2 separate regions of the Mus musculus genome follow, and region 1 is linked to region 2. The links are chromatin loops, found by intact Hi-C in ENCODE. Cell type or tissue: left cerebral cortex. All regions are shown on one strand. Each heading gives the region's core, and the rest is flanking DNA. Links, peaks and the distances in the headings are about the cores only.

Region 1 (8,000 bases), core at 1-8,000, 620 kb after region 2:
GACTTACTTTCCATAGTAATGGTCCTATCTGATGTACCCACAATTCTCATTTACTATCCTCCAGCATGTATGCTTGGGAGGTCAGGATGTGACTGCTCTGTCACCAGCTCTGAAAAGATTGTCCTGGGCTCTCAATATATACTCATTGCACAAAGAATATGATAATAATATAGCCATACAGCATAGCACCGATGACTGCAACCATGAAATCCAAATTGCGAAAGGACCCACAAGTCCCCAAAGGAGAATTTGTAAAAATAGAAAACAAGAACAAACCCTGCTTGCAGCCAACCCAAACCACCTTCAGAAAACACCCTGTGAGCAACACTTGGAGGTTGGTAGGACCTACAGTGGCCTGTTGTCCTAAGCTGGTGCCCTATACACAGGGTTCTTTCACCAAATCCAGGGATTGATGCCAGGGAGGTCTGAACACGTCATGGTGTTGCGGCCCAAAGCCACAGACTATTTCTGATGGTGTCAGGGGAGCACACACCCTCCTGAGATCGCCTGCCAAACAGATCTGAAACCTCAGTCAACGTCATCCCTGCGGTCTTCAGGGATGCAGGTTGGCATGCTGTTTGGCATTTAATCTGATGCCTTCTGTAGAACAGACAGCTGGACTGAAGGGTCCCACTTCCCCCAAGGAAAAGATGGAGCCCTTTACCTCCTTATAAAGACATATGACCCATGTCTTGCTATTTTTTAAATATAAAAAACAACAGAAGCACTTTGTTTGGCAAATCAGTGCAGAGAAGGGGGACACTTGGTGCATGTTGTATTCAGACTAAGTTTACATGAGGTTATTTCGAAATAACTAGCAGAACCAAGGCTTTACCCTATGCCATCAGCACAGAACCATTGGGGTCATAGGTCATGGGCTTTAGTCTTTGGACGCATTCCTTGTTTTGACAGGCAGTTCTCAGCTAGGGATGATTTGTTCTCCCAGGAACCTGTGGCTAAAGACATTGTTGTCTGTCATACTGCAAGCTGCAGCTCTGGCTGATGGTGGGTAACCAGGGATGCTGCTGAGTGTCCTTGCAGTGCAGAGGGCAGTGAAGAATGAGCAGCCATGGACAAGTACAGAGGGGGGATTAGGGCAGACTTAGAGCCCAAGTGCACAGTACAGCTATTGTCAGAAGAGCAGAAAAGAGGCGTCAAGGTTAGATCACTTGGTAGAGTGCTTACCTAGTATGCACAATATTCTACGCTCTATCTTTACTACTGGCTAAACTCTGGAATGATGGGCCACACCTGCAACCCAGCACTCAGAGGTGAAGGAGGTAGGATTAGAAACTCAAGGTCATCTTTGGCTACCTATTGAGTTTTAAATAAGTAAAACAGACATGGTCCAGCCTCCACCTGAGTTGCCGAGCTGGGTCTCAGTAGTAGCCCTCTAATGAAACTGAGGAGTAGTCGTGACCTGATCCATCGTCTGGCTAAGTCTGGACACATCCTGCCAGGTGAGGTGACAGAGGGTAGTGGGAAGGCCAGAGGAGACTGTGATGAACAGGTATGCAAAGGGGATATGTGGAGGCTCATTGTGGCTTATGTACCACCATCACCTCCCCTCCATATATCCTAAGGACAGACAGAACCCACATACAGTCAAAGCCTGGAGAATCTCTTTGAACAAAGGCCATGAAATGAGAAGGTGCCTCCTGGGCCATCACTGGTACCTGATGGTATTTGGAGCAGTACCTGCATACTGCTAGCACGTGTCTCATAAACCTTTACAGAGTTTGAAGTTTCTTCCAGCATCAAACAGGCTCCAGAATGACCTTCAGCCCCACCCATCTTGCTTCTAACAGCAAAACAAGAACCACTATGCCTCTCAGAAAACAGATTTGGCGTTGAGATTAAGAAAATACTACTTTTTAGAATGATAGAAGCCACAGGAAGAGCTGCAATGTACTGGAGAAATGGCTGGGACCCTCCAAGAGCTCTCAAAGGCACAGAGAGACAGAAGTGGTGGCACTTGTGTGAAATCAGATTTGCGTATCAGGGCAGTTAACGGTTCCTGGGGTGTAACAGAACAGGAAAAGGATGGTTTTTCACTCTCCTTGCTAGAAGAAATGATCTCCTTCTGGTGTGTCTGACTGTCTGGTAAGGACCCAAAGGAAGAATATGAAGGCTCAAACCTTACCCAGACTCTTGTTCCCTTCTGGAAAAGAAGCACTGGAGTTATAGCTGATGGAAGGGCATGAGATGGGGGGCTGGACCCAGAACTTGAGTCCTCAGTTTGAGTCATCAGATATTAACTCAGAACAAATGTTTATCCTGTTTGTTGCTTGGCTCTGTTTTAGGGGGAAATAGTCACAAGATGGCAGCCACTATCCCTACCAAAACATGGCACACCAAAACTCTTTCCTGGGAGCCCCACCTGCCCCTCTCTTACCTTTGGGGAGCCTCTTCCCACTTAAAGACCCCTTCTTCTATCAAAACACATCACATGATGACAGCAACTCAGCTTGAGAGCCCCCTAGCAGCACTGTCTCACTAAAAGTGGATCCCCTTTTGCCCACCAAAAGTGACACTAGTATCCCACAGTATAATAAGGGACCACAGGAGAATTTACAATGAGATTCTATAAAGAAAACTGGCAAGGAGGATGCTCCAAGGCAGGCTAGGACTGCCAGCAGATGTCACCACCTTGGTGCTGTAGAGGAAGGACAGAGGAGGTGTGGCTGTGTAATGGGTGTCCATGGGTGACAGAGCTTCACAAGGACACAGCCAAGCATGGAAAATTACCACACTGCATTGCCTGCCGACCTCCTGCCCTGCCTCTCTTAGCCAGGGCAATGACAAAGCCCTTACTGATGACAAGCACCAAGGGGGAGGTGGCAGGGTGAGCAGTGGGCCTAGTGAGGGTGGGAAAGAGTCACCTAGCACAGGTCATCTCTCCGATGTCCAACATGGAGACAGTCAAAGACAGATGAAGATACCAGAGTGGTACTATCAACCTTCTACCTGAGCCTACCCTCTGGTTTCAAGGACTCCTGTTTCTCATCTGACTGTCTATGGCAGAGGAGCCAACTAGATGTACCGCTGGGTTACCAGGAGAGTTGCCTAGCTACCCCCGGTCCTAGTTTTCACCCACAGTGTAAATTATAACAAAGACTGACTGGGAGGGAAACTGGGTTTGAGGCTGCTCTGCCACTGGGAAGCTCGTATATTTTAGGCCAGGCTTCAGACTCCCAATGTACTCACACTCTTGTCCTACAAAAGACAGAGTAACAACCCCTTTCCCAAAGAACTACGGGTGTGATTAGAAAGGCTATGCATACACAGTGCTTAGCAAAGCCCTAGGTGTGTATAAAACCTGCAGTGACCAACGACAGTGAGTGGTCTTATCCAGGCCCTGTCTGGCCCATCTAGAAACATTTATCTTCCAGCTTCAACATTGTCACACTGGAACATTCTCTTAAGATCCCCAGTTTGTATGGCTTTACCTAAAAACCCCAATGAAGCTGACAGTCCACGCCTCACAGACCTTGGCACATGTGACACCTATACTTCTCCTGTCAACACAAGTATATTTAATGGGTATTGTTGTTATGGTAAGTACAACCAAAATTTGCTCCAGAAACTTATATTTTGCCAGTTTGGTTCCCATCTTATGGTGCTATTTGGGGGAGGGGGGCACGTAGAGTTTTCAGGAGAAGAGGCCTAGCTGGTCTAAGTAGGTTACTAGAAACAGACATTTGAACTGCTGCTGGCTCTGGATTCTGCCTCTGCCATCTGGTCTACCTGGGTGTGATCAACCTTTGCTATTATATGATGTTCCTACTTCCAAGAGCCCCGCCTTTCCTTCCTTGTCTTGGTGGAGTGAGGCCTCTTAAACTATAAACCTAAAGGAGCTTTTCCTCTCTCAAGTTGCTTCTGTTAGGGACGTAGGTCATAGTCATTGAAAAGTGACAACTGCTACTGTCAAGAAGAACAATGACTCCATGTATTCTCAGTTAAGTGATCAACTCAGGCCACCAAGGCTTGAGCTTGGAGAAGTGAAGATGGGTAGTGTCGACATCATCTATTTCCTGTGACTGTGCAGATGCATGTGGCTGGGCTTTGGAGAGAACTGGCTTGGTTATTTGGGGAATGGTGCCTCACAGTGTCACTCTGAGTCGGAGGGAATAGAAAGGATCCCTGACTATGAGACCACAGCTCTTCCTTGGGTACAGTCTCTCATTCTCTACCTAGACAATGGTCCAGCCCCACCAATGCTAATTTAAGACCTGCAATTCAGAGTCAGCAGAGCTGATGGCAGAAAAGGGATTGCTATCCCCCAGACTGGTCTGCCTTGCCCTCGAGAAGCCCTGCTCCCACAAGGAGGCAGAAGATGGAAAGCAATTTGGTTTCTGCCATCTCTCAACAGATGCTGGGCACCATAAGAATTAATGGGCTGGAGATGCAGGTAAGGGCCATTCAGAAGCTCCTCATTACTTCAAAAACCGCTCTCTATGGAGGAAAAGGTTAATCGAAGCCCAGAGCTGGAAGAGAGGCGAACAGACGGCAATTGCTTTAATCCCAGTGGTGGCAGGAAGGCTTCCAGAGAAAGAATTTTATACAAAAGAGGCTGTTCTCTGCCCCAGAAAGAGGAACTGAGCCTAGAAACCAGGGGACCTGCTCCAGTAGTCCAATAGCCTTGACCAAGCCCTCTTTGAATCCCAGCCAAGTAGCAGAACTTTTATTCTGTTTTTCTTTGATTTAGCCATGCTACGGATAGACCTGCTAGGCAAATGTGTTACATGCCCAATTGTAATTTCTTAAAAACAAAAATAAAAACCCTGAATAGTCTCTATATTAGTGAGCCATAAATCCTGTAGGAAATTATCTCTCCTGGTGAGTTTTCCTCCCCAGTCATAATTATCCGACAAGATGTGACCTTTGTGTACACGGAACACATAGTTATAAATATTGGGGGGTAGTTTATTGTATTTATAGTCAAGGTCAATGTCGATGCAGAGGGGATGAATGTGGCATGGCTAACACCTGCAGGCTGGCTGAAATCTTACATTAACTGAAGTTAGTGACCTTTGAGCATAAACAATAATACCAAGGAAGCCAACAATGCAGGGCTGAAGGATCGTTGTGAAGCAAGCTAGCACACAAGTGTACACTGAGCTTTGTCAGCCTTGACACTATTGATATCTGAGACTGGATAATACTTGAAAGGAGGGAGACTGTCCCATGCATTATAGAATGGCCAATGGATCTCTGCTCTCTACCCACAAGATGCCAATAGTTCCTCTGTCTCTGAGTTTTGACAGCAAACATTATCTCTAGTCATAGCATAGCCAAATGTTCTTGGCCAGCCAACATCACCCTAGGTGAGTGAGAACTATTGGTTTATAATGAAGTTCAAGTTCATTTCAGCAGCAGTCCATAACTTAGCTAATGGCAACCATTGTCCAGACTCCCAATATTAGTCTCCACATGAGCACCACACACCTAGGCTCCAAGCTTCCTCCCACAGGACAGTTATGTGACCAGTGACTGGATGGCTGTGAATTTATGTCCCTTCTCTTTCCCCCTCATTTCCTTGATTCTAGTTTGATAAGGTAATTCCTTATCCATCTTGACATTATGATGACACAAAGCACGGAAGGAGTTTGAAGCAGCCCGAATAGTTTAATTGATCCTAAGGAAAAGTGGCATTATTATTATAGGCACCCAGACGGAATAAGCAAAAGTTTTGGAATGCGAGCCCTGTCATCTCTTAGCAAGGTTAACTCTCATCTCTTAGCATCTCTTAGCAAGCTAACTGTATCAGCTTCCATCTCAAAACATACCTCCTGTCAAGTGTAATTAGCCCAGTGCTGGGAGGCTGAGGTTGATGCCCAAGGATCCAAATTTCAAAGCCAACCTGGGCTATAGAGTGAGGCTCTGTCCAGTGTATCAAACAGTAAAAAAACCAAAGCAAACCTCTCACCCCCTGAGAGAGAGTTTGCGAACCAAACCCTTCCTATTCTCTTCTAAGCATACGTGGCTCGTTCCATCCACTCTGGCGACTCATATTAAGGTCACGATCACATGCCTGCCTGTTTCTCATCTGATTCTTCCAACATGACTCCAGGCAGAAGCCTTCTGCCTCTCTTGCTGTCACATCCTTGATGTCTCGCACAAGGCCTGGCTTCTGCATGGCCTCACAGCTATTTATTGAATAAGCCAAGATGAATGGATTACACAGTGTAATTTTAAAGCTTTCATCCCCTTCCATATTCCCTGGCTTTGTTTGTAATCCTCCTGGCCCTAGTAACATCTTTAAATAATGTGACTGTCACTCCCTCCCTCCCTGCCTCCACTTAGCTGATCAAAGGAATTCAAGTACCTGGTTAGATTTGAAAACTGAGCCGTCAGAAAGGTTCCCCCCTGTAGCCCTTGATCTCCAGGCCCTGGGAGATCTCCATGTAAATGAACTTCTGTTCCCAACCTCAGAAATACCCAGATTGACAGATCTTTACTCTACAAAAGAGCTCCTTCAGGACAGCTCCCCAGGTGTCTCTGCATCTGAGGCAGAGCCATTTGCTAATCAGCAGAGGTGCTGTGGGGAGTAGGAGTCACTGAGTAGTGAAGGTGAAATTAAATGACAAGAGGCCTTGGCAATTGGAGTGGGTTCAGAAATGATAGTCCCCCTTGAGGATCAATGAAAAAGAATCAAATACACATTCAGATTTATCACAATATTATTGATGCTCAAGGAGACAGTCTATTTTTTGTTGTTCTGAAATGAATTTTTTTTCGATTGACTCTATAGTCTATGGTATTTACCCACAGGCCTTACTGCAGTCTGTATGACAAAAAGATAAAACCTCCTCTCAAGCAAAGCGGACCCTCTATCTGTCTACTCATATACCCACCACCCATGCATCTATTTGTCTTTAGGCATCTATGCGTCTATCAGTCTAGATCCATCCAGTGTCTGTCCACCCTCACCTCTACCTACATATCTGAGTACAGCTGGAGATATTAGTGCAAAGCATTCCCTCTGTTTATCCAGCCACCTATGCATATATCTTCTGTCTACCTATGCATCTGTTATCCATTCATCCATCTGTCAATATCTGTCTGTCTGTCTGTCTGTCTGTCTGTCTGTCTATCTATCTATCTATCTATCTATCTATCTATCTATCTATCTATCTATCTATCTAGTAATTTGAAGAATAAGGGCATTCATAGGCTCCTATGTTTGAATACTTAGTCCTCAGTAGGTGGAACTGTTTAGGAACAATTAGGATGTGTGGCCTTGTTGGAAGAACTGTATCACTGGGGACAGGCTTTAAGGTTTCAAATGCCTACACCATTCCCAGAGTGACCAGTCCCTCCTGCTTATAAATCAAGAAGTAAGCTCTCAGCTAATGCTCTAGCATCATGTCTGCCTGCCTGCTGCGATGCTCTAATCCATGATGGTTATGGACTCACTCTCTAAAACTGTAAGCTCCAAATAAACTCTCTCTTCTATTACAGGAATTCTTAACTTGTGGGGCACAACCCCTTTGTGGGATTGCATATCAGGTATCCTGCATGTCAGATATTTACATTACAATTCATAACAGTAGCAGAAGTATAGTTATGAAGTAGCAACAAAATAATGTTATGGTTGGGGGTCACTAAAACATGAGGAACTGCACTAAAGGGTCTCAGCATTAGGAAGGTTGACATCCACTGTCCTGTAGTTGCCTTAGTCACTGTATTCACAGCATAGCATAATAATTAAGACACTATCTTCTGCTATCTATCATTAATGTCTGGCTGCCGCCTATCTATCCATTCACCTAGTTTTATATATATATATATATATATATATATATATATATCTCCACAGATGGAAGTTTACAAGTACCAGAACTGGTATGCCTGGCCTTGTCTACGCATTGGCAAAGCTTTCTACTGATGACACCATTTTTACTCTTTAGCCTAATGAAACGAGGCTGCAACCAAGATTCTTATGTCATATGACCCTGAGCCTGGCACCCACCAGGGCTATGTCCTTTCTATATGAC
Region 2 (16,213 bases), core at 3,446-11,445:
TAGATTTGATGTTCAACTCAAAGACCTAGAGAAATGGCAGAACAACCTGCTCCCTTCACGTCAGTTTGGGTGAGTTGGCTTTCATATACAATTAAAAGTCAGTGCTTTGAAAAGTTGGGATATAGCTGGGCTTGAACTGAGGTTTGTTTTTTGTAGTGGTCTTTTCCTAACAAGTTTGGCTTAAAGTACTTTAGTTGTTTCATCCATGTGGGTCTAGGGATGAACTTCGGATCTTCAGGTGTGGCAGCAAGCACATTTACCTCTAAGCCATTTATTTCACTGGCTTGGTACCTTTTGTTTATTTAAGGTAACTTTTTGCTGATCTGGAACTCAAAGATTGCCTGTTTCTTCCTCCAAAGTGTTGGGAATTTAAAGGCCTGTGCCACCATGCCTCATTTTCTTTTAAAAGCTTTATATATTATATATACAGTGTTCTGCAGGCCAGAAGAGAGTACCAGATCTCATTATAGATGGTTGTGAAGCCACCATGTGGTTGCTGGGAAGGAACTCAGGAGTTCTCTGCACTTATTAACCTATGAGCCATCTCTCTAGCCCCCTAATTTTTGTCTTTTAAGCTTAGTTGTTCCCAGTGTTATTGGCAGTCAGGGCAGTGTATAGCTGGAATCTATCTTTGGTTCCAGCATTCATTCCTTCACACTGCCCTCTTGTCAGTCACCCACTTGCCTAGGCAGTAACAGTCCCTGTGTGCCTTCCCAGGAGGGCAAACTGAGCATTGTTAAGGGTGGTGGTGAGCAGAGTGAAGCATGGTTGGAATAGTTACTCACCAGCGTGTTTGTTTCCTTCATAGCTTCATTGTGCTGACAACCTCGGCTGGCATTATGGACCATGAAGAGGCAAGACGAAAACATACAGGAGGGAAAATCCTGGGATTCTTTTTTTAAACGTAAAGCATAAATAAAAAGCCTTTGTGGACTGTGCTCAGGGTCAGTCCTTTTGAATCTCTGCAGCAGAGTAGCTGGCTGTGCTGACTGGTGACACTTCTGGTGATGCTCAGCTGTGAGGTTTTATGTAGATATTGAAAGCATGACCATTGTCTTCACTTCACCTCCAGCTTGGGTTGTATGCCAGTAACATCAGCATAAGGTGGTTAATGACAGGATGGTCCCTTGAGTGTGCAGTGAGTCTGGTTTATTTGCCAATGAGAAGCACAGGCCTCCTGTATGGGTCTTTGCCTACAGCCCCCTTTCATCACCCAGACTTGGTAGACTTACATTCTGTCACACTGTTGGCTCTTAATCTCAGCCCTGAAAAATGCCATTTCTTGGGTATCAAGGCTAGTCTAGATTCAGAAACCATATAAAGGTTGACAGCTGGTTTAAAAAAAAAAAGGCTTGGAGCTTGAGTTGGGTTCGCAGGTTATTCCAGGGTATCTGTCTGCACTTTGTCTCCCAGATTTAAAGGTAAGTGCCACCATGCCTAGCATGGTGACTTATTAGCTTTGTTGCTGTGGAACATACATCAAATGAAACATTGGTATGGCTCTGGTTTCACTGTCCATGGTTAGTATCTGGTGGGTGGACACCTGGTGGAACCAAGCTGCTCATCCCAGAACTAAGGAGCCATTCCCCAGAGACTTGTCTTCCTACTAAGTTCCATCCCTACAGCTTCTAGTAGTAGCTTCAGAGGTTGTGAATTGTGGACTTAGTCTGCCATAACATTTAAAATAGGTATTAAATTCAAGTCATTTGGTCACTCAGCACCCACGTGGCTCTTCAGAACAACAGAAGCCCCTCGGACTTGTCTGTTGGAAAAACCAGTTTGAAATAATGTACCTGCTTTAGTTGAGAAAACGCTACAACTGGTGCTGTGTCCTGCCATGCTGATGAGCTCTGCTCTGCGACCTGCCGAACTTGGGGGATCTCTACCCCCAGACTTTGCTCAGATCTGTTGATGATTTGTCCATGCAGGAAAGTTTACAAGGTCTCTGTGTGTCTACTACTTACTAGTTGCTGTGACAAAAATACTGAAAGTGTTTACTGTGTGTGAGGCACAAAGTTTGTGGGAAGCTGTACCCTCCCTCATTTTGGTGCTGCTCCTGCCTTGACTGACAGGATGAGCTGCCCCAACCATCGTTGCCATCTTCCATAAGAAGCAGGTGGCTCTATTGAGTTCCCTGGAGGTGATCCCAAGGGAAGGAGGAGCCTGGGAAAGTGGATCTCAAGTCCCCTAGTCTGGCAGTTGGCTGTTTAGGAAAGTCCAGTGTCAGTGTTTGATATGTTGTAAGGAAACAAATTCAGTTTTATTTAGCTTATTGGCTCTGGGGAAATGGCAGTTCCCATTAATTGGTGCTGTCTTTCTCTTTGAGGATCAAAATTAGCTTCCTGTTCAGTTGTTAAGCATATTTCATAGTCAAATAATCCTCTTATCTTTACAAGTGAGGTTTTCCTTCGAGTGGATATCAGAGTCCCTCCCACGGCTTCTATCCCTCCTATCCTTGTGTAGGAAGTTAAGCTTGCTCATTTGTAGATTAGTGGTCGGTTACACTGCAATTTAGAGTATCATGTGTACTCTACACATGATTGATTCTAAGCCCCCTTCCCTTTCCATGTCCTTCAAAAATTTTTTTATTCTGAGACAGTGTTAGGATTTTTCCTGGGCTAGCCAAATGCAAGAAGTGTTGGTCCCAGACTTGTAATCTTTCTGCCTTAGCCTCCCAAATTCTAGGATTATAGATTTATGTCATGTGATGAGTGGTCTTTTAAAGATTATCTTTTATTTTTTTTGAGATGGGGTTTTTCTGTGTAGTTTTGGCTTTCTTGGGACTTGCTCTGTAGACCCAGGATGGTCTTTACTCAGATCTGCTTGCCTCTGCCTCCCAACTGCTAGGATTAAAGCATGAGCCTGAGCCTTCATGCCTGGCTGACAGGTGAATTCTCAATACCTACCTAGCCATAGGGAAAGTGATTGTGTCCCCTTCCTCATAGAGGGGCATAGTCACCCAGGCCATACCTTTAGCTTGGGCTTTTGGTCAGTGAAGAAGTATGAAGGGACAAGAACACTATCAAGAGCCTAATGTGCTCTGGCCTGGATGGTCAGCACAAAATGAATAGACTTACCAAATTCTGCTGTCTCCTTGGTAGATGTGAAGTTGTTGGAAGAGTCCTAAATTTAGCAGACTATACTGTCAGCCTATCAGACTATAGGCTGCCGGAGGGCAAGTCTGCTACCTATTTCCATCTCATGCCTGCATTGTTCATCCCCCTATGTAACCCACCTACCTGTCACTCATTCCTCCATCCAAAAACTATTGTAGGTTCAGTGGAAATTTCAAGCTTGCCTGTCTCAGCATCTTTCTTACCTTACCCCTAAGGATGGCATCTCTCTTGGCTACATCTTTGGTTTATCTGGAGATCCTTGATTAATTTGAACAAGAGCTACCTTGGGTTATGCAGTTTATGCCTCCAGTGTCCCAGAGACCGGCATTTGAGAGATCCCTGATAGCAAACCCATAGGGTGGCCTTTTTTTCATCCACCCCATTCTCCCTCCCACCTCCCTCTTTTGACCTTGAGTCCTCACCAGAGAGAAACCAGGCCCACTTAATTAGTTCTACATGTGTACACTACATGGGTGCAGTGCCCAAGCAGGAGAGGTGTTAGATTCCCTTTTAACTATAGTTAATAGACAGTTTTTAAGCCCCAGTGGATGCTGGGAAGCAAACCTACATCCTCTAGAAGAGCAGCTATTTCTCTGAGCCATTTCTCCAGCACCATTTTCCCCTCTTTTAAAAGCAGGTCTTGCAGTGTGGCCTAGTCTGGCCCCCTGAGGTGTTTGCATTGCATGGCAGGCATGTCCACAGGAACACCATAGTTCTCACCACTCGTACAGCACAGCAAGTGGGGTGCCGCAGGGGATTATCACTTGAGTATAAAATAAGGGTTGCTTTAGATTGAATAGGATAACCACGCGTTCTCAGAACAATCAAGGAAGGCTGGGGTGAGCCAGCACCGACCTTAATTGTTTACTTAGTAAACTACTAAATGTATGCACGTGTAAGCTTTTGCCTTGATTGAGGTCAAGCTGTCGAGAAATGGTTCTCTTTACAGTGGATCCAGTCAGGATTGGCAGCAAGCACCTTTGCCTGCTGAGCCTACATGTTGTATAGAATGGCAACGTTGTGTAGAATGGCAGTACATTAAATGGGTTTTTCATTTACGAAGTGTGCTGGCTGGTTTTGTGTCAACTTGACACAAGCTGGAGTTCAGTTGAGGAAATGCCTCCATGAGATTCAGCAGTTTTCTCAGTGATGGGGGGATGGGGGCTAGCCCCTTGTGGGTGGTGCCATCTCTGGGCTGGTAATTCTGGGTTCTGTAAGCAAGCTGAACAAGCCAGGGGAAGCAAGCCAGTAACATTCCTCCATGGCCTCTGCATCAGCTCCTGCTTCCTGACCTGCTTGAGTTCCAGCCCTGACTTCCTTGGGGATGAACAGCAGTGTGGAAGTGTTAACTGAATAAACCCTTTCCTCCCCAACTTGCTTCGTGGTCATGTTTTGTGTAGGAATAGAAACTCTGACTTAAGACATAATGGTTTTGAGATTATGGTTTTATTTATGACTATGGTGAGCCCTACTGAAGAAGCCTCAGCATTCAGATCTATCGTATCCTGCCAGTTGCTTGAAGCATGAATTTGAGTGTCCCTTCTAAATAGGTTTTCATTTCTGTGAAATGGGTACAAAGAGGCTATGTTCTAGTACTGTGGTCAGGCTTGGGATAAACTGTAAAATGAAAGTGGTGCTTGGCATAACACTATTTTACTTGTTTTTAATCCTGAGAGGGAGTCTGAATGCTTCTGGGAAGAAGATGTGGAGTCCGGACTGACCTGTCCTGACTATAGTATGTCTGCAGTCCTAATAACAGCCCCTGGGGGGTTCTTCACTCTTCTCAGCTTTTGTACTCAGAGTGATGGGGGCTAGTGAGGCTGCCATGTGGGAAATCTAATAACCAGGGGTATTGGGAAAATTGAGATCCTTTTCTGTAGATGATGAATGAGGGCAAAGAGAAGCAGTAAGTATTTGGGGCCTGAAGCAGAGAGATGAGGGGAAGGGAAGTTATAATGGAAGTCTTGAGTCAGCTGACAGGAATCATGAGTCAGCAGAAACCTGAGTGACCAGGAGTTGTGAGTCAGCAGAAAGTATAGATAGCAAAGATGATGAGTCACCATCATTCTTGGTGAATCAGGGCTGAACTGTTGTTACTGAAATTCCTTTTTGGGTTCTTGGTCTTATCAATGAGATAATTTAGGGGCTGGGACAATGGCTAGGTTGTTAAGAGCACTTGCTGCTCCTGAGTGGATTCAGGTTCGGTCCCCAGCACCTCCGTCGGGCTGCTCACACTAGCCTATGACTTGGGCTCCGGGGAGTCTGACACCCTCCTCTGGCCTTCAAGTGTGCTTGTACACGCCTGGGGGTGGGGTGGGGGGAGATGGAGTAATGAAATGAAATTTCTGATTTTTTAAGTCTTTGAAAGTAAAATACAATTATGTTGGCCTCTCTCCCTGTCCTTTTCATTCAACCTCTCCTATGTGCTCTCCTCTTACTCAATTTCTCGAATTTATGGCCTCTCTTTGTGCGAACATGTGTGTGTGAATAAAATAAAGCATTTTTTTTAAAACCTCTTGTCTGAATGGCTTCTGAATTGGTGACCTTTTGAATAAGCTTGCCTGGTTTCTACCTGATCACACTATGGTGTGGTGAGCAGCTGGACTTGCAACAAACAAAACATTGGTTTCTTGCTCCTTCAAGACTGCTGGGCACTGGCCATGTCACACCTCTGGGTCTGTCACCTTGCCTGACTGCTGCTTAAAGCCACTCAGCACACACACACTCCCAGCTGTGCACACAGTCGAAGGAGGCTGACCCTTGTACGCAGCAATTTTCATTTGGGACAGGTTGCTAGAAACCTTGATAATCTCAGAGTGTCACTGCCTGGGCTCTTCTAAGCTGTCCTGGCCTAGTATTCTCCAAGGTCAATTTCTTCAGCAATTTCTTTGTTCTGAAGGTTTCCTAATTAGCTTCTTACAGCTGTCTTTCTTGCTTAAGTAATAGTCTTAACTGTGGGTGTGTGGGGAAGCCTTGTGTATGGTTGAACCTTCTGGCATAGGCTATAGTTGCACAGTGTGAAGTCTGGAGAGAGGAGAGGGGAAGCCCTGGGTGTGTGATGAATGGGGATGCAAACTCGCACGTGGAGACTCATGGTGGCTCCCTCCTGTCTCCATGGATAACCAGATATGTACACTGCTCACTTACTCCAAGATCTGCATATCTGAACTAGCCCAATCCTTTCATCCTTTCAAAACTGATTTCAAAACCACGCCCAAGACAACTTCCACCTGGTGCCACATGGCATGGGCAAGGTATAGCACTTCTGAGACCATTCCTAAGAGGACCCCAGACACCCAGAGACTGGGCACCACTAGGATGACCAAGTGGTAGAGAGATGGAAGAGAAAGAAACAGAAGAATGTGCACAATGAAGAGAGGCAGAACTAGAGAATCAAGGAGCCTGATTTGAGTACCACCTAAGGCCGTAGTGAGGTCCTGGTCTTTAGGTCCTTTGTTACCACCAAAGGCTAGTCAGATGTCCCTGGTCTGGGCTGCTGCCCTGTCATTGTATGAGGATTGTGCAGAGCTGGCCCCATCCCTTGCCTCCCAGCCCTAGGAGAGCTAGCCATGAAGGTGGAGAGTAGGAGAGCTCACCCTATCCACCCCTAGCCGGCTGCAGGTCCTACACCTCACCTAGGAAGCACAGTAGAGCTGGCCCTGGTAGTGGGAGTTGTTGGTAAACTGGCCCCAAGGGTGTGAGCATGGCAGAGCTGGCCCTGCCACTTATCTGTTGTGTGGTGGCATAGGTGAGGGGAAACATGCTCCCTCCCCCACTCTTTACCACCTGTAGCAAGTGGCAGAGCCGCCCAAGGGCATGAGAGTGGGAGAACTGGCTCTGCCCTTAACAGTTGCAGTGCAGGAGAGCTTTCCCTGGTGCTGTGGGTGTGGGAGAGCTGGCAGGTGAGCAGCTCAGATACCATCCAGGCCCAGATCCAGGGCTTTGAGTTGGCACACCCCAATATCAACTCCATCTGTGGACTGCTGGAGAGCATGAAGGGGCAAGTCCTACACATCTAAAGCTACAGGATCTCCACGACACAGGGTGACAGTAGGGTGTCCAAGGGGAGTCCTAGTAAGTTTCCAGTATTGATAGTGTAGCAGAAGCCAGAGGCCTTGAACTAGACAAATGACTCATTGCAATGAACATTTGCAAGCAAAGGAGTATGGACAAAAGGGTGTACTGTGGGACATGCACACTGCAGCTTCCACACCAGGTTTTTTTTTTTTTTTGGTGGGAGGTTGCAAGGGTGAAGGACAGTACGAGAGAACAAGGAGATGGGTGGGGTTGGGTTGCATGTATGAAATTCATGAAGAATCAATAAAAAGTTAAATAAAATTAAAACCAGTTATCAATCCATCATGAGTCTTGTTAAATTCTCTCCAGGCTCCCATGAGTGCTTCAAGCATCCTCTCTGCAGTTTCATGGAGTTTCCACTAGGTGACAGCACAGGACCACAAGTATCTTGAAACAGTTTGCTGCCATTAACCTATGTCTGGACTGGAAACCTTGTTGAGATGAGGCAAATTATTCATGGCCACAGAAAGAAGGTTCAGAAGGAGGGAGGATGTGTATCGTTGGCATTGGCCTTCAGGTCAAGGAGAGTTTGTCGTAGCTACTTTTCTACTGCTGCGACAACATTCTAAGACCAAGAGAACTTAATTGTGCCAGGCGTGGTAGCACACGCCTTTAATCCCAGCACTTGGGAGGCAGAGGCAGGCGGATTTCTGAGTTCGAGGCCAGCCTGGTCTACAAAGTGAGTTCCAGGACAGCCAGAGCTATACATAGAAACCCTGTCTTGAAAAACAAACAAACAAACAAACGGAGAGAACTTAATTGTGACTTGCTTACAGTTTCAGATGGTGGGCTCATGACATCATGTCAGGGAACATGATAGCAGGTATGAATGAATGATGCTAGAGCAGGAGGAAGGGAGGGAGGGGGAGACTGAGTGTGAGGACGAACTGGGCTTTTGAAAACCCCAAGCCAGATCCTAGTGACATACCTCCTTCAACAAGGCTATACCTACTAATCTTTCCTAAACAGTTCCTCCAACTGGGGGTCAAACATTAAACATTCAACTATATGACCCTCTGGGGTCCATTCTCATTCAAACCACCACCACAAGATTGTTCTGAGGACTGGGGGGATAGGTTGTGCCCAACAACCCATTCACCCATCCATCTACCTACCTATTCACTACCCACCCATTCACCTACCTACCCACCCATTCTCACACATACACACACACACACACACACACACACACACAGAGAGAGAGAGAGAGAGAGAGAGAGAGAGAGAGAGAGAGAGAGAGAGAGAGAGAGAGAGAGCACATACTAATACATGTCATACCAGACACAGAGCATAGCTCATCTCCTTCCCTCCCGTCCTTTGGAGCATCTGGCTATATGGTACAACAATTGCAATTCTCCTTCTTCAGACTACCATTAGATTACCATAACTGGCATTATTGGTGTGTGCCAGCATATCCAGTTCCAACACTGCTTTTATTGAATGTACAGCTTTCTTTGGTTCATTTGTGTTTTTGAGACAAGGCCTCACCCTGTTGGTAAGACTGGCCTGGAACTTGTCACTCTCTTGCTTGTAGTCTCTGAGTGCTGGGATTGCAGGTGTGCCTGGGAGTCAGGGCTGCTTTCATCTCTGGCTCGGTGCTAATGACTGTTAGATCCGTCTGTGTTGTTCATTCTTTGCCTCCCAGTTTTAATATTACTTTCTCTTCTGCTGCACTTTTTAATATAAACCAGATAATCGTCTGGAGGCATTTTTGCCCCTTGTGATCTCAATAAAGTTTCCCCAAATGCTTCTTCCTGCCCACCCCACTCCCACTCCTAAGGGAGAACCAAGACGACTCCGACTTCTGCTAACTCCTAGCTTTCCTAGCTCTAGGGCTCTGCTTCCTTAGGGGGATGCTGTGACCTACAGCACTCAAAAGCTTTAGGTTTTTTTTTTTTTTTAATTTTAAAAAATGTGGTGGCAGGGTAAATAAATTAATATTTTATTAGCACTAACAACCAGGAAACAACCTGGGCCTGTATGAGCTTGGCTGGCTCTTGGAAGGTTCGGAAGAGGGACATAGGGACATCATTACGTTCCAGACCTGGGTTTCTCATTTCTCACCCGCCTAACTTCCTCCTCCGTCCCCAAGGGCTCATCCACTCAGCTGTGCATGGCTTTCTCCTGCTATGCAAGTGGAGGACTGAACATTTTTTGCACAGTTAGTAGTCCGCTGCCAGCTAGCCCACCCTGAGTGCTCACAGAAGGTCATTCAGCACATGGTCTGGGTCACACTGAGTTTGTGGTGTCCAGTTAGACACAGTCAGGTAGACAAGCACAGGGTACAGGTTTAAGGACTCACCAGCATGATGAGGTGTTCCATCTGTATGGAAGGCAGGGCTCTCTGACCTCCAGTGACCAGGAGCAGCTTGTTCTTCAGTGACAGGGTCCTAAGTGGGACCAGGAGGTGAGAAGATCAAAGAGAAGACAGGAAAGTTGAGGTTGGGAGGAAAGTCTCCCACAAAGTATGTCTCATGCCCAGCAAGTTCAGTAAGAGTTACAGCATCTTAACTATTTGCAGGGAAAGAAGCAAATGGACAGAGTTAGTGGAAAGCTATCACACAATGGGACGAAGTCAGCAGGAGGCTAGCCAAGTAGTGATACACAGAAGGGACAGAAGATAGCTCAGAGGCATCAGAGACTGAGCTCACTGCGGCTTCTCTCCCATTTACCCATATGTATATACATACATATCCACCCCATCCCATCCTACCCACCGCTCATCTACTCATCCCTCTCATCTATATACCCAGTTACCTGCCACCCATCCACTCATTCATTTGGGGGGAGGGTGGGAAAGCTGAGTTTCCGGGATTCAAAACTGTAACTCCTTTGAGATCCTGGTCTCAGATCCAGACCCACCATACAAAGTTTGTCCCTGGACAAGACACAGAGCTACTGTTCCCTTCGTCTTTTCATCAGGGACTCTGAGAAGGTCTGAGTCCGTCTGACTCACAGCACTCCAGGACCTGGCCATCCCCTTTTATAGCTGCTTTCTCCCATTGCTTGGTGAACTCCTAGGCCCTGCAGAGCCAAGAACTCAGGGAAATGTGTATGCCTTGCCATCCCCACGCCAACCCCCACAATCCTTCTTTCTGACAGGATTTGCCTATGTAGCCTAGGCTGGCCTCTTGCCTTGACTCCTGAGTGCTGAGATGATAGATGGGGCTACCTTGCAGGGCTGGCCACCCCTTTCTCTTAGATGCCGTCTGACGCGGGCCCTCGGAGGATAGTGCATTCGAATGACAGCACTCTCATATCTTTCCTTCTGAAGGAATCAGTCTAGAACCCTTTGGAAGGGGCCCTGAACCTGTTAGTGATCCCCTTTAAAAGGCAGAGGGGACTGGGATGATGACGTAACCCCTTCATCTGCCATGTAAAATTGAGATAGTTTGGGAATGTGTTATTTGACTTGGTGATGAGTGGGCCTCCGTGATAGAGGAAGATGGACAGCTCAGATCGGGGTAGAGGTTGGCAAGAGACCACACAATGAACTGGGTCACAGCTGAGACTTAACCAGGTGTATCTGAGCCACTGCCTGGGCTCCGAACAGGACTCATGCAGCCCCACATGCCTGCTCAAAGAGAAGGGAGGTGACAAAAAGGGTACATAGTGGGACAATGAGCTGGTGCTGGGCCCCAGTGTAAGACCTGGGGTAAGGAGGTCACAGAGATTACCCCTTCTCAGAGACACTGGCCCAAGTCTGTCCATTGCAGAGGTGTCCCTAGTTAGGAGCACTCAAGTAAGTTTGTAAAGGATCAGGTGTGTGTGTGTGTGTGTGTGTGTGTGTGTGTGTGTGTGTGTGTGTGTGCGTGTGTGTGCGTGTGAAGGGACGAGAGTCTGAGGACCACAGGAAGTGACTGGGGATTAAAAGCTTCTGTCACAACTCTTGTCCCCCTCTGAGATAGAGTTTATCTTTGTAGCCCAGGCTGGCCTTAGCTCACAATCCTTCAGTCTCAGACTCCTGAGTGCTGGGATTTTAGGCATACACTGGCCAGAATTATAGCCATTCATTGTACTTTCTGTCTTCTTAAATGAAGGATAAAGGTTCAGTTTTGGAGCCATGGGCTGTAGCAACAAGTCTCAACATGACTGATAATTAGAAATTTCGGCCCTGGACATTTGGCTCTGAGCAGAATACGAGAGCCATACCTAGCAGGCTGGGGCCCCGAATCCCAAGCCAACTTCGTACTGTGGGAATCAAGTGTGACTCACCATCAACGGGTGATCGGCCCTTCTTCCTCACTCACTAATGAAAATAGCTCAGCCCCTGTAAATAAACAGCTCACAATTTATGCAGTGGGAAGAAAGAAGTGTATGTGAGGAAAAGGAGGTGTCTTCATGGAAGGGGGATGTTAAGGTGTTCAGGCTGAGTTATGCAGAGGACTCGGGTCGGGACACTTCTCGTCTGGGTCTGCATCCTGTAGCTGTATACTTTCCCTGTCATTGTCATTGGGGCCATAACTGGAGAGTGAGCTTTAAGCTGTAGGTGGTCTGGAGGTGGAGGACATGTGTGTGTGTGTGTGTGTTGACCTTGGTTTGAGATATGCTGAATCTCAGGCTGAACAGCAAAGTGCCACCAACATTCCTACCTTCTTCCCCAGCAGCTCTGCTCCTCTCTGTCCCCTCGTCCCCTCTCTCCTTCCTCCTCACCCCTCCTTTTCTTTTGAGACAGGGTCTCTCGCTTAGGGTGGCTTTGAATTTATTATGTACCCAAGGATGACCTTGAACTCTTGATCCTCCCTCTGGCTCCACTTCCTGTGTTCTGGGATTACAGGAGTATAACACTGTGCCCTACTGAAAGCCGCCTTCTGCATCTGGAACTCCATGCATCCTGAAGTCTCTAGATCAGGAAAAGTCTGAAAGGATGCAAGCCTGGGCGGAGGCCACAGGGTCTACTTGCATCTGAGTATTAGAAGTTCTTAAATGTGGGAGGGCGTGGTTGCACATGCCTCTAATCTTAGTTCCCGGGGAGGGGGAGCTATAGCTGAGGCCAGCCTGACCACGTAGTGAGACTCTATCTAAAGGGCGGCAGAGAAAGCGGAAGGGAGGGAAGGAGTGGGGGATGGAGAGATGGCTCATTGGTTAAGTTTAGTTCCTGGAACCCAAACTATACTGGGTAGCTTGTTATTGCCTGTAACTCCAGATCAAGGGGAATTCAACACTTTCTTTTGGCATCTTCACACAGGAGCACATATGTGCACAGACACACAGAGATACACATGAATAAAGACAACAATAATTTTAAAAGAAAAGAAAAGCAGCTAGATAAAGGATGTGCCCCTCCCCTTGATCTTGTACCAAAGTGCTGCACCTGCTTTGACTCAGCTCCGTCCTCTCTCCACCTGTCCTGCCATTTTTAGCTGTCACTTAATGACCACCACAACTCCATAGCTGTCTTTTCTGCTTCCTTCCCTGATTCTCCATCAGAGAAGGTGCACACGTATCTCACTCAGTATACTTGAGTGACTTGAGGGCTTTGTTTCCTTGAAGACCAAGACAAAAAGCCCAACATGCCTAAAAGAGCCCGCCATCCTCTGGTCCCTGCCTGCTTCTCACCTCCACTTCCTCTGCTCATCCATTTCCTCCACCTTCTCCTCCGCCACATTCTCCATCTGGCCCACCGCTCCATCTCCCCCATCACCCCATCCGTTCCAGGCAAGCTATATGCTCAATCTCTTGCTCTGCTTTGCAGCTCATGCCCTCACTTCTCACCTCAGAGTGCGCACAAGTACTGCACAGAGTGATCTTTTTTGCCTCTTTCCAGCCAAACTCTTAGTCTTCCTCTAGGTCTCACTTTAAACTGAGCTTTCCCCCAGAAAGCACCACTTTTTGCCCAGAGGAGACAGATAAACCCGCCAGTATTTTCTAAAAGTGGCAATCACATCAATTCCCATCCCAAACATTCTTCTCACAGGGCGACCGACACATTTTCCACTGAAAGGCAGGACCTATGTTCTGCCTCCTTGAATCTATGAGCATAGCTTTCTTGCAGCTTCTATTCAGAGTTCCCCAGAAGACGTGCTGTGGACTGAGAAGGCTCTGTCTCCTCCAACTGCTTTGACTTCACAGCTGAAGCCCAAGCTCTTGGAAATAACCCTGTCATGCCCTCTACAGCCTGCCTGAATTTCTGACACAGAGAGTCCAAAACAAAACCAAAGGGCTGCTTTCTGCCAACAAAAGTTGGGGAGACTTGTTACTCAGGCAGTCACTGACCAGCACAGCCAGGAGCTGCTGCTTCATGGGTCTCCCCTAGCTAGCTCTTCCCCTGCCACGAAACGGAGGACACTGTGTCGTCTGGTAGCCTTATTTTATCTCCCCCTCTGGATTATAATTTATGCAAATTCTCTCATTCTGGTTCAGTTCCCCTAAGCTCGCCATGAGCATAGGGTCTTTATTTTCTTTCTTTTTAATTATTTTGGAGACAGAGCTTCTCTATGTTGCTCAGGCTGGAGTCTAATTCCTGAGTTCAAGCAATTCTCCTGCCTCAGGCTTTCAAGTACCTCAGACTACAGGTACCCACCACAGTGCCTGTGTTAATACTGGAATATTTCATAATACATTAGTTTTTAGGATCACTGTTTACATAAAATGTTAATCTTTTCTTTTTAAAAAGTGCCGAGCATGGCTGGGAGGTAGCCTAGTTTGTAGAGTGCTTTCCTAGCATGCACAAAGCCTACAATTGTACAGAGAGGCACACACGACACCTGTCGTCCTAGAACTTGGGAGGTGGAGGCAGGAGGAACAGAAATTCTAGATCATCTTTGGCTGGATGGCAAGTCTTAAAACATCCTGGACTACATGAGACCCTCATCTCAAAACAAAAACTAGTTATGACAGCAAAACAAAAGTCCCAACCAAATAACAATTTAAACCCAAAAATTAATTAAAAAGCAAAGAAGACATGCTTTAGCTGTAAATCCAATTCCTGAACTTCAATGTTAAGATAAATGGGACAATGTCTCACTGTGTACCTTAGCCTGGTCTGGAACTTATTATCTGGGATGGCCTTAAACTTGTGTTCATCCTACCAAGTACTGGAATTGAAGGCCTGTACCACCACATCTACTTGGAGTATCCTTAGGAAATTAAAAAGCTTCCTCACATGTCTACACACATGGTTGGTGTCATCCTAAACCCTGAAATGCGACATGCTGGGCATGGAATTGACAACTTACCTTCTTCATTCATCAGCGTGCTTCTGAGACTGGTCCTTGTAGACCCATGGAGAGCTAAGCTCTCTGGGCTTCTGTGTGGTGCCTCCTCATGCTAACTATTGTCTTTTGCTTTCCAGCTATGTCTGTCTTGATGGGTGCTTACACCGTGCCTGTGGTCTGCAATCCTTCACAGCACCTCTGGGAACATGCGGCTTTAGAAGTCCTCTTACTATGTAGTCCTCTTACTATGTAGGTAGCCCAGCTACACTGGGCTAGCTGTTCTCAACTTGGCTGCACATAGAATTTTCTGGAAGCTTTTACAGTCATCTATGTTTGTCCCCAACAGTGCTTGGTAGATTTAGAAATCCCCAGTGTGCTTCTGGGATTGAGTTCACTACCCAGGGATGTATGCTGGGTATGTTGGTGGCAGGGTTACTGGACCAAAGTGGTACACAACCTTTTTTTTTTTTTTAATCCCCCCCACTTGTTCTGACATGACTTGAATGACTCTGGAAGTGTGCAAGGGAATAACTGTTCTGTGTGAATGAAACTGCTGAGTCAGATCCTTTGTCCAAAGTGCAAGTTATCTCCAGTGCCTTGTCCCTGAGCCACAATCTACCTAATTGTGTGTGAAATACCTTGTGTCTTTATGTGGCAGCGTGGCACAGCTGAAAAGCGCCCAGTTGCCAACAGGCCAGCCTGGCTTCCAGTTCAGGCCAGACTCTATCTTGCTGTGTGTACTAGCAGGTCATGTCTCTTGGGTGGACTCCCTACAACTGCAATGGAGAAATGAAGCTGGAATCCCACTCAGGTTTACCTTGAGTGCCTACTTCCTTTCCTTCCTTCCTTCCTTCCTTCCTTCCTTCCTTCCTTCCTTCCTTCCTTCCTTCCTTCCTCCCTCCCTCCCTCCCTCCTTTCTTCCTTTCTTCCTTTCTTCCTTCCTTTCTCTCAAGACAGGGTTTCTCTGTATAGCCCCAGCTATCCTAGAAATCACTCTGTACCAGGCTGGGCTTGAACTCAGAAATCCACCTGTCTCTGCCTCCCAAGTGCTGGGATTAAAGGCATGTGCCACCACTGCCTGGCGAGTGCCCACTTTCAATGTGGGTTGCCAGGTATTGGCAGACAACTAGGCCTAGCCAGGAGCCTCTAGAGTTCAGGTGTCTTTCTACCCAGTAGCCTCCTTTGCCACATGTAGAGAGGCTTTGAATATGAACTTCATAGAATCACAAAGACAGCCAATGATATGGAAACAGAGTTATCCATTCAAATATTGCAAAGCCAGAAACCTGTCTCAGAAAGCACCCCCTCCAAAACAATTGTGTAGGGGTTGGGATTGTAACTTGATTGATGGAGTGCTTGCCCTCCGTGTACTAAACCTTGCTTTTGGTCCCCACCACTGCATAACCAGATGTGCTAGCCCATGCCTGTAATCTTAGCACTCCAGAAGGGGAGGTGGGAACACAAGAAGGGCACAATGAGTCCAAAGTCAGCCTGGATTGTGTGAGACCCTGTTTAAATCAGCCAACCAACCAACCAACCAACCAACCAATCAGCCAACCAACCAACCAATCAGCCAACCAACCAACCAGCCAGCCAACCAACTAATCAACCAACAAATCAACCAATCAACAAACCAACCAAACCAACCAAACCAACCAACCAACCAACCAACCAACCAACCAACCAGCCAGCCAGCCAACCAACTAATCAACCAACAAATCAACCAATCAACAAACCAACCAAACCAACCAACCAACCAACCAACCAACCAACCAGCCAGCCAGCCAGCCAACCAACTAATCAACCAACAAATCAACCAATCAACAAACCAACCAAACCAACCAACCAACCAACCAACCAACC

What was found. Hi-C counts contacts between places; a loop is a spot of excess contacts. Peaks named below come from ENCODE experiments on the same cell type or tissue, not always from the same donor. Only the 100,000 strongest peaks of a DNase experiment are listed, where the experiment ranks them.
Region 1: a loop joins it to region 2, with 2.7 times the contacts of the local background. A loop is called at or near these places in 2 of 42 quality-filtered maps.

What each region holds. Positions count from the first base shown.
Region 1 is chr7:117,477,646-117,485,645 of GRCm38, reverse strand. All of the region lies in intron 2 of Xylt1 (xylosyltransferase 1), which reads right to left. Among named protein-coding and RNA genes, the nearest start is that of Xylt1, 100 kb to the right of the region's middle. In left cerebral cortex, for the core only: no CTCF peak of the experiment used is centred there; a DNase peak (open chromatin) is centred at 4,563.
Region 2 is chr7:118,093,789-118,110,001 of GRCm38, reverse strand. Rps15a (ribosomal protein S15A) reads left to right here. Exons shown (of 5, transcript NM_170669.2): 4 at 1-69; 5 at 809-5,628. The coding sequence ends at 902. Among named protein-coding and RNA genes, the nearest start is that of Rps15a, 14 kb to the left of the region's middle. In left cerebral cortex, for the core only: a CTCF peak has its summit at 7,549 (motif pointing right); DNase peaks (open chromatin) are centred at 6,249, 6,770, 7,031, 7,551 and 1 more place.